Linked DNA regions of Mus musculus: region 2 is linked to region 1. The links are chromatin contacts, found by Hi-C or POLR2A ChIA-PET in ENCODE. All regions are on one chromosome and are shown on one strand. Each heading gives the region's core, a stretch centred on a gene start or an enhancer-like site at or near the end of the contact. The rest is flanking DNA. Distances are from core to core; before and after follow the strand shown. Region 1 holds the start of Usp46 (ubiquitin specific peptidase 46). Region 2 has its middle 14 kb from the start of Gm32002.

Region 1 (5,674 bases), core at 841-3,340:
AGCCCGATTTATTTGATTTTTAATTATGGATGTGTGTGTGTGTGTGTGTGTGTAGGTGGTATGTGCATATGATGTAGGTGCCATGGTCCAGAAACCATGGGATACCTTGTAGCTGAAGTTACAGGTACTTGTGAGCCACCCTAAGTGGGTGATGGGAATTGACGTCAGGTCCTCTGGAAGAGCAGTGTGCACTCCTAACCATCCAGCCATCTCTCTACCCCTTGCACTTTACTTGTTTGAGACAGAGAGGGTCTTGCCTGAATATGTAGCTTGTGATTTGACTAGTCTGGCTGGGCAGCAAATACCAGCCCATCTCTGTGTTCTCTCTCTGCCTCTCCAGCACTGGGATAGTTATACACCATGACTGTGTTTCTTTACCTGTGGGTGTGGACTCGGGCGGGGGGCAGGACGTGAGTCTAGAGATCTGTACTTGTGCAGTAAGCACTTTATAGACTGAGCCATCTCCCCAGCTCTCAATTGTGTTTTAACCCCTGTAGGCCTTGCACTCAGTGCATTCATATTGGAAAAAATCGCAAAGCTTATCATTAGAAAGCATGAAAGCTTTAGACTAACCACGCACAAAGCTGAGGCCTTCAGCTTGTGACATTTCTCAGTCTTTAAGCTTTTCAGGACCTTACTGTGTTCTGGCCAGTCATAGTTAGGGTGTTTTATCGATGGTCCCCCTCCCCTGCCCCCTCCTCAAATGGTGCCCCTCCTAAGTTTAGCATGCCTTTATCTGTACTATTTATTTGAGAAACACAGAGCTGGGTTGGATACCTGCTCTGTAAGCCTTATGGAGCTAACCATGTCTATTAACTAATCATGTAGAAGCTGGAAGAGTCGTAACTGACAGCAGTAAAAAAGAATGAAAGTAAAATTCAGGTAGAATGAGTCATTGTGAGCAGGAATATTAATCCTTCTACACACTGAAAAATACAGTATCCATGTGACCCGTCCCCCACCCTCACCCTTCAGTCAGTGGTTTTGTCTTCTATTTCCACCCCAGATCCTAGAAGAATTACCAATGGATGGATGGCTCTCATGTTATGTGTATAACCCTAGCCCCCCAGCCCCCAGTATGTTACTCTTGGCTAGACAGAGCTGTCTTCAATTATATTAATTTCTCTCCTAATTTAATTCTCCACAAAATACATTGGTTTGGGAATTTATCACGTTTCACATGCACAACTTCCCTGTGGAAAGCTTGGGACTGCAAACTTGTCTGCACAATTATTCCCCATGTTTGAAATGAACTCTTTCAGTTCTCACGAACATATCCCTCAAGTGGTGTGTACAGTGTGCACCCTGAGCCTGCAGTCTGGGCCTCCGCAGGAAGGTGTAAAAGCTCAAACAAAACTGAGATCAGGAGCTCCGAGGATGGGAGATAGGAAAGTTTTGTTTTGGTATTTCCTGGACAGCCTCTAGTACCGCCCAGAACCTGGCCATTTCCTCTGTACCTGCTAATGTCACAAATCTCCCGAGTGTGCCTGCTTAGACCCGGAATTCTTTCCTTTCTGGGAACCTTTCCCTAGGCAGCTGGGTTGCTGCTGGCTAGGGCTTTCTGGCCACGCCCATGTCCTGGTCTCATTTTACTTTTCGGGTTCCGGCGGATGCCATCTGGCTAGAACCCTGGAGAGAAACTTTAAAGTTGACTACACTCACCCTTAGACCCTTATTCATATCCTCCACTAGCTAATCCCTAACGCCCAAGGCTTGCTGGACACCAGCAGAAACGGGCAGAGGGAAACCGGGAAGCGAGCACGCCCGTGTCCCCGCGGTGTAGGTCCCCAGCCCAGTGCCCGGTACGGTCCTGGGTCCGGCGGAAAGGCCGCGGTGCTGGGTTTGCTCGGGGCTGGCCTTACGGTGCAGCTGGCACCGAGCGGGACCCTAGGGCAGAGGAGCAAGAACGGCTTCCAGTGGGGTCAGCCGAGCGGGTCCTGGCTGGCAGCGGGAGCATAGCAGTGGCCTCGGTTCCGCGCCTCCCGGCTCCGGGCTCCTCCTCCCGCCGGCCGCGGCCCGGGCTGCGTCGCTCCGCCACTCCCCGCCCCGCGCCGCCGCCCCGCCCTCGCCGCCGCCCGGCCTCGCTCGCCCAACCCCACTGCAAGCCGGCCCCAGGCCGCCTCGCCGCCACCCGGCCTCGCTGCGCGCCACCATGGACAGTCCCGTTTTCCCCTGGTAAAGATGGCGGTGCGCGATCGCTGCAACCTTTAGACTAATGACTGTCCGAAACATCGCCTCCATCTGTAATATGGTGAGTGGCCGCCGAGCCTCCGGGGGTCGCGCCCGCAGCGAGCCAGGCAAAGAAAGGGAACCCCGGGCTGGAGCTGCACGCGCGCCGCGGTCGTGGGGGCCGTGCGGCCAGAAGTTCCCGGTCCCGAGGCTGGGCCGGCTGACCGCAGTCCCCCCCACCTCTGTCCCAGCCGGGGACCCCGAGCGGATCCCAGGGATCCCCAGGGCGGCCCCATGCCCCCGCCCTCGAGTTGCGGTGCGGGTGGTGGGTGGGGGTGGAGGTGGAGGGTGCGAGGTGGCTGCACAGCGAAGTCCCGAGGGAGGACCATGAGGGTACGAGCCCGGAGTGGAAGGAAGCAAATCCTTCTGGTGCAGTAAATAAACCCTTACTGGACTCGCCGACTGTCCTCTGCTCCTTCTGGAGTTCAGCCTTGATTGTATTTAAGATTCACTTTGCAACAGCAGTGCTCTTACCAGGAGAAATTGGATAGACATGAAAGCTGTGACCAAAAAATAAAAAATAAATAAAAAATAAAAATTCCAAGTGAAGAATCTGGTTAGAGAGGTGAACTAAAACCTGGTATCGGAAAAGCATGGCAATTTGTTCTGGAGGCCTCAGTTTCCCCACCTGCATGCAGGAGATTATAAGGAGACAGGAACGTTTGCAGGCCCTGGGAGTGAGTGGCTGTAGGTGTGAGGAAGTCTGCAGGGGTTGTCCTGCCCCGCCTCCTCTCCTTTTAGCTTGGACACTGCCTGGTCTGTCTGATAGGGTGGGGGTCTGGGGGGGGGTGTTACCCAGCAGTCACTTTAATTTAGATTTCCCCCATTACTTTCCAGTTCTGTTTAGTTTCCTCGGGACCAGTTTCTAGCCCTTGGGGCCACTGAGTGTACTCAGCTAGCACCCCCACTTGTGGGAGCCATAGGGAGGTCAGGGGTAAGGCACTGGGGTGTGGGAGTTGAGGAGGGTGTGTGTTCTGCCTGTACTTTCTGTATCCTCACCCCCTTAGACCCCCTTCAAACTGGAACACTGTTTTTTTTTTTTTTTTTGTTTTGTTTTGTTTTTCCATTTTGGGGAATCCATCCCCGCCCCCACCCCCCTCCGCCACCAAGTTAGACAGTAATGCTAGCATCTAAAGGAAATCTGAGGAGGCCTGATTAAGTAGGCCTCAGGTAAGGTGATCTGGCTGCCCTTCCCCCATCACACAGCTCTTTAAATCTTCTGTCCCACATTCTGTTGCAAGATCAACACATGGCACAGCACATTAAGGAGCCATGTGTTAGCTCAGGTGGAGTTGAGACCTGCTGGGGCTGGCCCCAGCTCTCTGTGCTGGTCCAGGCCAGCAGAGCAAACGCAGGAGGTCCCAGAGAGGTAGCTAGCTGCCTGCTTGGTGGTACAAATCTCCTTAGCCGATGGCTCCCGCAGCCTTGTCATTTTCCCTTTCTGCTTGAAGACGCAGGTTTCCTGCTTCTTCCTGTCCAGTGACATTAATGTGGCTGGATGCCCTGAGAAGACAATGCATTTCTTCTCAGTGTCTCAGCTGTAACCGAGCTCCTGTGGGGAACTGGGAAACCACAGGAGCTTCAAGGCTGTCTTTCCCGCCTGTGGGGTTGGCCGCAGGCCTACAGGCTCCTGAGGCTCGGGGCCTGCTTGTGGAGCTGCGCTTGTCCAGTTTGCAATCCAGTGACACCTCTCCGTATCGAAGCAGAGTGGAAACCAGAGAGCAGTTGTGTCCCAAGAGGAAGTCTGCCTCCGGCTTGTTCTTGCCCTTGCTGTAGCTAGGACTTCTTGGCACACCTGGACAGAATGTCACAACCTGTTTTCAGTGACACTCAGCCAGGAAGACAAGCTTCTGGAAGGGCATGAGAGGAATGGGCCAATATTATGTCAATAGAATAAACACTTCTGGTAACCAAGTTAAAGCTCACTCCCCCCCCCCCCCATCCTTCCCATAGTGAAGTAAACCTAGTGTTTCTGTTTAGACACTGTCTTGGGCAAGTGGAGAATGCTCGCCTTCTAATGTGAGACTCTAGATTCAGTCCTGTTTATGTATTTCTCTGTGGCTTGTGAGGCAGGGGCTCGTTAGCCCAGGTAGACCTCCAGCATGAGGTGCCTTGAGCTTTAGCTGACAGACAGATGTGCCCTGCTTCATCCAGTTTTCAAGACCCGCTTTGAACACTGCAACCTTGTGTCCTTGAGCCCGCCGCTAGTCTTTGCTTCAGCTTTTATTTGTAAAAATGGGCTGATAATGGTTGCATTCCAGGAGGGAGTCTCCGGGGCTCACAGCCCAGGACATAGTAAGTTCTCAGTGAGTGGCCACTGTGCTCACCACCTTCTTTCTCATTATGGTGTTACCTCCATTCCCTTTAGGGGCCATGGGAATTTGGTCTTCTCCTACTTGAGTATAAACCACCCATCGGGTCACTTATGCAAAACAAGCTGAATGACTCTGTAGGGAAGCTGGGGTGGGAGCTGGAAACCCCGCCCCTAATAAAACCTGCTCAGGTCAGTTCTGCCCCTCCCACTGCTTCATTCCTGGTTCCTAGAGGAGAAGGCTGGTGCTGGGGGAGACTGCGGTGTCTCTGTACAGCGAGATAAGAGCTCACTTGACTATGAACTGTTTCCAGGTAGGAGTCTCTCTTGTTACTTACTGGGTTTCTCACTGGGGCTCTTACTTGGGCGTTTTCACTTTCTCCTTTTATTCCCAGTGGGTTTGAGGAGTGGTAGAGCAACCAGGGATTGTTTGTTTGTTTGTTTGTTTGTATTTATTTATTTTTTACTGGCTGTCTCAAAACACAGCACAGGCAAGAACTCTACCACAGAGCAATAATAGACCCAGGCTGTAGGTCTATTTTAAACATTTTCTGATGTGTGTTCTGAAAGAATGTTTAAAGATACTATCTTCTTGGGGAAGATAAACCAAGATAGGTCAAGATCTAGCTCTGAAAGGATCTCCTTTCCTCCATTGAAGGAGCTCGCAGCAGGGCTTAAATAAGCTTGGAAGCAAGTCCTTCCTTCCATAAGGTCTTCACACCCTCTTCCTTCCTCTTCCTGCCTCTCATCCTTCCCCTGAGGTACTTGTCCTTTGAAAGTTCAGACCTGGTTCTCGTTTGCTTCTTGTGAATGTCCTCCCTTGGCAATGCCCGATCATCTCTCCCCGGCTAGGGCGAGTCAGTCTGACCACATGGCTGTGTGTGGTGGAGATAGTAAAGCTTGTTTGGCTGGTGTGTTGTAATTTTTGAAAATGCTTCAGCTGCTACCAGGCACAAGGAGATGTCCCCTTGCTGATAATCCTCTGCTGTTTAGAGCAGTGTACGCTGCTCGCTGGGTGTTTCATGGTCCTACAAATGGAAGATATCGTTTGTGATTATGTACTGTTTTTGTTTCCTGTTTGAATTGAGGAATTTTCAAAAGAAAGAAAAAAAGGAGGCAAATGTGACTTGTACT
Region 2 (5,674 bases), core at 1,959-4,458, 110 kb before region 1:
AAAGCAAGTCCAGGAGAAGCCAAGGAAACCAGCTTCAGTCATCTTGCTCGCAAGAAACAGAGCTAGGATTTGAACTCAGATCTTTTGGGGAGTGGCTGCAGTCGCCCTGTCACAACTCCACTCATCTTGTCCAATGTTGGTTAAAGCTGTCGCAGCTGCCACTGCTTCCTGGCGCCACCAGCACCACGTTGGACTGTGCTTTGCTCAAAGAGTGGCCTCTGCCTCCACAAAATCCAAATCTCCTGATTCTGATACTTTGGTCCTTTTTTCTAGAAAAAAAATTATTTTTTTATTTACATGTTTGTCTACATGAATATATATGCACTACATGTATGGCTGGTGCCCCAAAAAAGACAGAGAGAGAGAATCAGATCCCATGGAACTGGAGTTAAAGACTGTTGTGGGTTCTGTGTGCGGGAACTAAACCTGGGTTCTATGCAAGAACATCAAGTACTTTTAACCTCTGATTCATCTTTCCAGCCCCTCATCAAACAAACTTTAAGATCAATATTTTATAATTGTTACCTCCATTATTCTCATGTCCAGTCACCCCCTCTACCACCCTGTCTTATCTTTGTCATTGGTGCCACCAAGACCACCATAACAGCTAAAACATTTGCCAACCAGCAAGGTGAATACCATTGACCAAATATCCACCACCAAAGAGCCCACCTTGGGCTGCCTGAGAAGTTACACAATGTTTCTGTCACTCAGAGGCTATGGTTGCCTTCATGAGTGGCAGTTATATCTACGGAGGCTTTATCACTGAAGGTTACCAAACTGTGTCACTCACAGGACCTTCATCTCTTTGAGCCTTTCCTGATGCTCAACATAATCTCTTGAAAGATATTCTTTGGCGTGCTTCTTAGCCAAGACCTTTACCCAGGTGTGTGCCTTTGATACTGCTGTCTTGAGACGGCCTTCATTATTCCACTCTAAGGCAGTGGTTCTCAACCCATACATAGGTCATGACCCTTTGGGGGGTTGCATATCAGATATCCTGCATATCATATATTTATATTACGATTCATCCCAGTACCAAAATTACAGTTATGAAGAGGCAATGAAATAATTTTACAGTTGGGCTTCACGACAGCATGAGGAACTGTGTATTAAAGGATCATGGCATTAGGAAAGTCAAGCGCCACTGATATATGGTTTTCTGTTCATCTACCTTGTGTGGCTTGGCATCTGTGACTACTTCTGTTTTGTCCTCAGTGACACAGAGCAACCACTTCCATCATTACAATCTCCACCGACTTTCTCAGCCACCTTGGAGTACATCAGTGATAAGTGCAGCGTCTCTGGAGCGCTTGGCATTGGTCACTTCCCATGCTTGATGCTGCTATGCGTTCCTAGTTGTTCACAATGGCGCCACAGCCTACAGCTGGTCACTTTCAAGCTCAAGGATCCATCCAGTGAGCAACCTTCCCAGTGAGCAAAAATCATTTGATTTCCACATCCAGAACAGACATGGTAAGGCGAAGCAAGGCAGAAGAGTCACTGTGAAGTGGTGACTTAAAGTCATAGAAGAGATAGGGTCTTGGTTATGAGACCAGTGGCTCTCTGGCTCTGGGGGACTGTGATCTGAGATCAAGATCCAGAGACCTGAAGATCCCTTCCCTTTGCTTGGCCTGGGGGAAGCGTCAGTGGAGGGAAAACTGTGAACACAAAGGACCACAGTTTGAGAGCCTGGCAAGGTGCTCGGTTCATAGCCAGGATTGCCCAGCCAGCCAGAGCTGGACAAACCATTCATTAATGTTAGACACAGCTTTGCACAACAAAAGTCTTGCGGTGGAAGACTCAGGCTGCGGTTAGGGTGTACACAATGTTGTCCTGACTCTGGCTCCATTTACATATAGCAGCTCAAAGTGTGGCTCCTAGTCTGGTAATGTTATCTAGAGCAAGTGTAACGCTAGTTGGATTGGCTCACACCTGTAATCACAGTGCTCAGAGAGCTACGGCAGGAGGATGGCGGGTCTAGATCAGACTGAGCTGAATAGCAAGATCCTATCTCAAAACAAAACGCAATTAAAAGTGTGCTTAACCTCTCTGGAGTTCAGCTTCTTGGTTTGAAGAATGGGGGTGGGGGTGGGGTGATTACAGCATTTCCTTCATGGGGCAAACGAGCAAACGGATGAAGATAAACACCGTGTATGCTATACTGATGTGATCATCGGCAGCTGCTCCTGCTGGTTTTGCTCAGGAATAGTACAGTGCTAGGTGTATGGTTGGCTCCCAAGAAATAGTTGTCAAATGGAAATTATTATCAGGCAGGTAGGTATTACACACACACACACACACACACACACACACACACACACACACACACAGAGAGAGGGAGAGAGAGAGAGAGCATAGAGTTCAAAGGGAAAAGTATGGGAGAGAGGCGAGGAATCAGAGGACAGCGAATTGGATCTGAATATGTTATCCATGTATAGATATTTTTAAAATACCTTTAAAGGTGGCAAAGTAAATAGCATCCTGAGGTTGTTTTCTGACCTCCACATGTATGCTGTGCATATATGTACCCCACACACACACACACACACATGCACACGCACACAGATGACTACAATTCCATACATTATCATTACTGTTGCAGCTACCTTGTGCACCCACACTCCACTGGAAGCCTACTCTGTGCAAGACCTGGAAAGAACCGGTTTGTTCAACTCACCTTCGTTTCCCACCAGCTAAGCTAGAGTGTACCTACTGAAGGGCAGCTAACAGAAGGACCAGTCCACACTGGCTCCTCAGAGCCTGTGGACTCCCAAGTGCTGCCACCTACATCAGACCAGACGCTGCTAATGGCTTTTGTTCATCTGCCAAATTCTTCTGCCTCCCTGACCTCCTCTGGGAAGAAAGCTCAGACATGACTGAGTCTTCTGGAAGCCAGAAGGTACCAGATGCTGGACGACTTGGAAGGCAAGCAAGGAGGTAGCAACCCAAGGGGACAGATCTCGGGGACTATGCACGGCCCCGGAGGTATTTTATTTGCTTTGTACCTTAGATGCCTCTGCCATTGCAGCCCTGGCCTTCAGTCTGCCTGCACTTCCTTTCCTCCAGAGACGTTGTTGCAGAGAGAGCTCACAGGAGTCAAAACAACAAGCCCGGTGATATGAAAACCATATGTAAACTTGGCAGGGCTGCCTTGTAGCCTAATGGGCCTCCCAGACATTGCAGGCCCACAGACACTGGCCTTTTGTGAGGCAGGAGACCTGCCTCCCCCTCCCTCGCTCCCATTCTGTGGAGACAAAATGAAAAAGGAAAGAGAGACAAGGAAGGCAGCCAGCTCTTTTCCCGACAGCCATGTGTTTCCGCGGCTTGGGGCTGAGTGACACTGGGCTCAGTGAGGGATAAGCATGCATCGGGCATTGGGTGTCTGTGGACAGCCTTGTTCCCAGGACCTTCATTTCTGTCGCTTGGTCTTCATGGCACGCCCATTTCAGAGACAAGGTCACTGAGGCTGATGGAGGTCTCGAGATGTTACTGATAACTGGTTTCTCCACCAGTGACGCATCAAATACAAGAGAATATAAATGATCCCTTTGATATTTGTCATTGCAAAGCTGCCTCCCAGGTAACCTTTGGATCATTTCAAACAAATTTAGTAACATTCAAAACTTTGCCTGCAGCTTGCTTTTTCCCATTATGTAGAGAGAAACTGAGATATAACTCTCTCCCTTTGTGACGTTGCTGCAATGATGGATAATATTCTAGGGTGCCATTGTTGTTCCTACCTGAAATTACTATACAGCTCAAGGCCCGCTGGGTGTGGAGGATGACTGTATTCCAGAATGATCATCACTGGGGGTGCTAAAAGATATCATTTTTTAGAATAGCTTAAAAAAGAAAAAGAGAAGCCAGATAAATGGTAGATAGGGCTTTGCAGTTATGGCGGCTTATCCTGTGTTTCCAAAGACTGGAATAAGCATGTTCGATAGGCAAATGCTCCTGCAAGCTGGCCTGTGTCTGTAACCTATGAATCACGACTCATCTTGGAATGGCTTCTAAAAAGACCCAAGGATACTTGAACGGCATATGCAAACTCAATAACCATTGGTGGGGTCAGCCCCCATGGGCTCAAGTGTGCTGGCATGAGCTCTTCTATGGACTACAGGGCTCCCATCTGGGCTCAGTCTGCTATGAGATGCTTCCTGAGCTGCGCCAGAGCTCTAAAGGCGCTGTCTGGTGATGATGTGGAGAGGGTGTGCGCTCTCACTTGCAGGGGGCTAGATGAAACCTTAGCATCCCTTAGATGAGCGAAAGCAGCAGCAAATGGGAGGAGGGCAGCCCAGGGGCAGGGAGCAAAGTCCCCTCATAGACGGTGGCAGTAGTCAATGAGTCACTTGGTACCCACACCTAATGGCTCTAGGAAAAAGCTGTGTCCCCAGGCATTGGTGAAGCACGACATTTTTATTATGTTTTGATTTATAATGTATCTTGTCAGTGTGGAGTAGGGTGTGACAGCCCCTTCCCAGTGTGGGAAATACATTTCCAGACCCTCAGTGCTGCACTATGGGGTAATACTATAATATATAGTATAGAATATATATGCTATAATGATATAGTAATATAGATCCCATATTTACTATGTTTTCCTATCTATATTTGTGTCCAGATAAAATCTAGTTTATAAATTATGTACAGTAAGAGATTAATGAAAACAGCTAACAATAAAATAGAAACGGTTATAACATGTTATGATAAATGTGGTAAAATGTATGAATTATTTATTTGGGGAGACTATTTTTCCATCTAACATTTTCAGACAAAAGTTGAAACGGAAACCATGGAAATGAAAACCCCAGCTGGGGGGAGCAACTGCATCTCACACATGCACTACTTTTTCAGAATAGGTTGTCTTTCAAATAGGCTGGCCAGATTCTGATCGATGTGCCGAGGGGGTGGGCTGCAGAGCACTTGGCGGGAGAGAGGTGGGAACAGAAAGATCTCTGTAACCAGTGTCCGGGCTCTCTAGCTCCTCCCACAGCCTTTGATTCCCATGATTTTGGTGCTCATTTTAAAATATGCAAATTAACCTTTACTTTAAGCCTCTTTGGTATGGTTTTGCCACCCTTGCTAGATATAGCCAGGCGCAGAGAGAAACCAAGTAGTAACCAGTCCCATCTCCAAGAGACGGGCGAAACAGAAACATCTCCACCCCGCTTTCCACGCCAGACTAAGGCCGCGCATTGTGTTGTCTAAATAGGCCCATGCTAAATAGTGTCCTCTCCAAAGTCAGCAGACCCATGCATGAAGGATGTCTCTGACCAAGCACCCACAAACCCCATAGCACTCTTCTTCGTTCAACGCAGTGCTAACCGCTCTGTGAACAGAGAGCTCCTCTCCAGAGGATGCAATTTAAGAGGAGGAATATCCAAACGTGATTTTTAAGAGAATGGAGCTGATCCAGGAACTGATAGCATTTCCAGAGCCAAGTCTCAGAAGGCCCGCAGAACAAATGGAGAGCATTTCAATGGCATCAGCGGAGGATGTGACTTGTCAGGGCAGATTTGCTAACAGGAAAGGGAACAGAGACCGCTCTTGTCTAGACGTCTGATTAGCGGGGAACTGTAGGATTAGGAGAGTGTGGAGTTTTCTGGCTGCCATTCTAAGAAGGCTGGGCTTTCTGTGAAGAGGGCTAGATGAGAGTAACATTTGTTTCCAT

Evidence for each region. A loop is a pair of places that touch in the nucleus more often than their neighbours do. ChIA-PET counts read pairs that join two places held with the same protein, here RNA polymerase II (POLR2A).
Region 2: a map of heart shows a loop between it and region 1 (1.8-fold over the local background). The contact joins the enhancer-like site here to the promoter of Usp46 in region 1. A Hi-C loop is called at or near these places in 1 of 37 maps with a recorded cell type or tissue (heart). POLR2A ChIA-PET finds 5 or more read pairs at or near these places in 2 of 5 experiments (Patski and embryonic stem cell).

Annotation. Positions count from the first base shown.
Region 1 is chr5:74,064,827-74,070,500 of GRCm38, reverse strand. It overlaps Usp46 (ubiquitin specific peptidase 46), which reads left to right and starts at 2,090. Exons shown (of 9, transcript NM_177561.3): 1 at 2,090-2,251. The coding sequence starts at 2,216.
Region 2 is chr5:74,173,230-74,178,903 of GRCm38, reverse strand. No RefSeq gene overlaps it. Among named protein-coding and RNA genes, the nearest start is that of Gm32002, 14 kb to the right of the region's middle. Within about 2 kb of position 3,208, at least 1 of the 3 ENCODE cell types and tissues checked has a DNase peak (open chromatin) inside an H3K27ac peak, as active enhancers do; it is heart, where a contact is called at or near this core.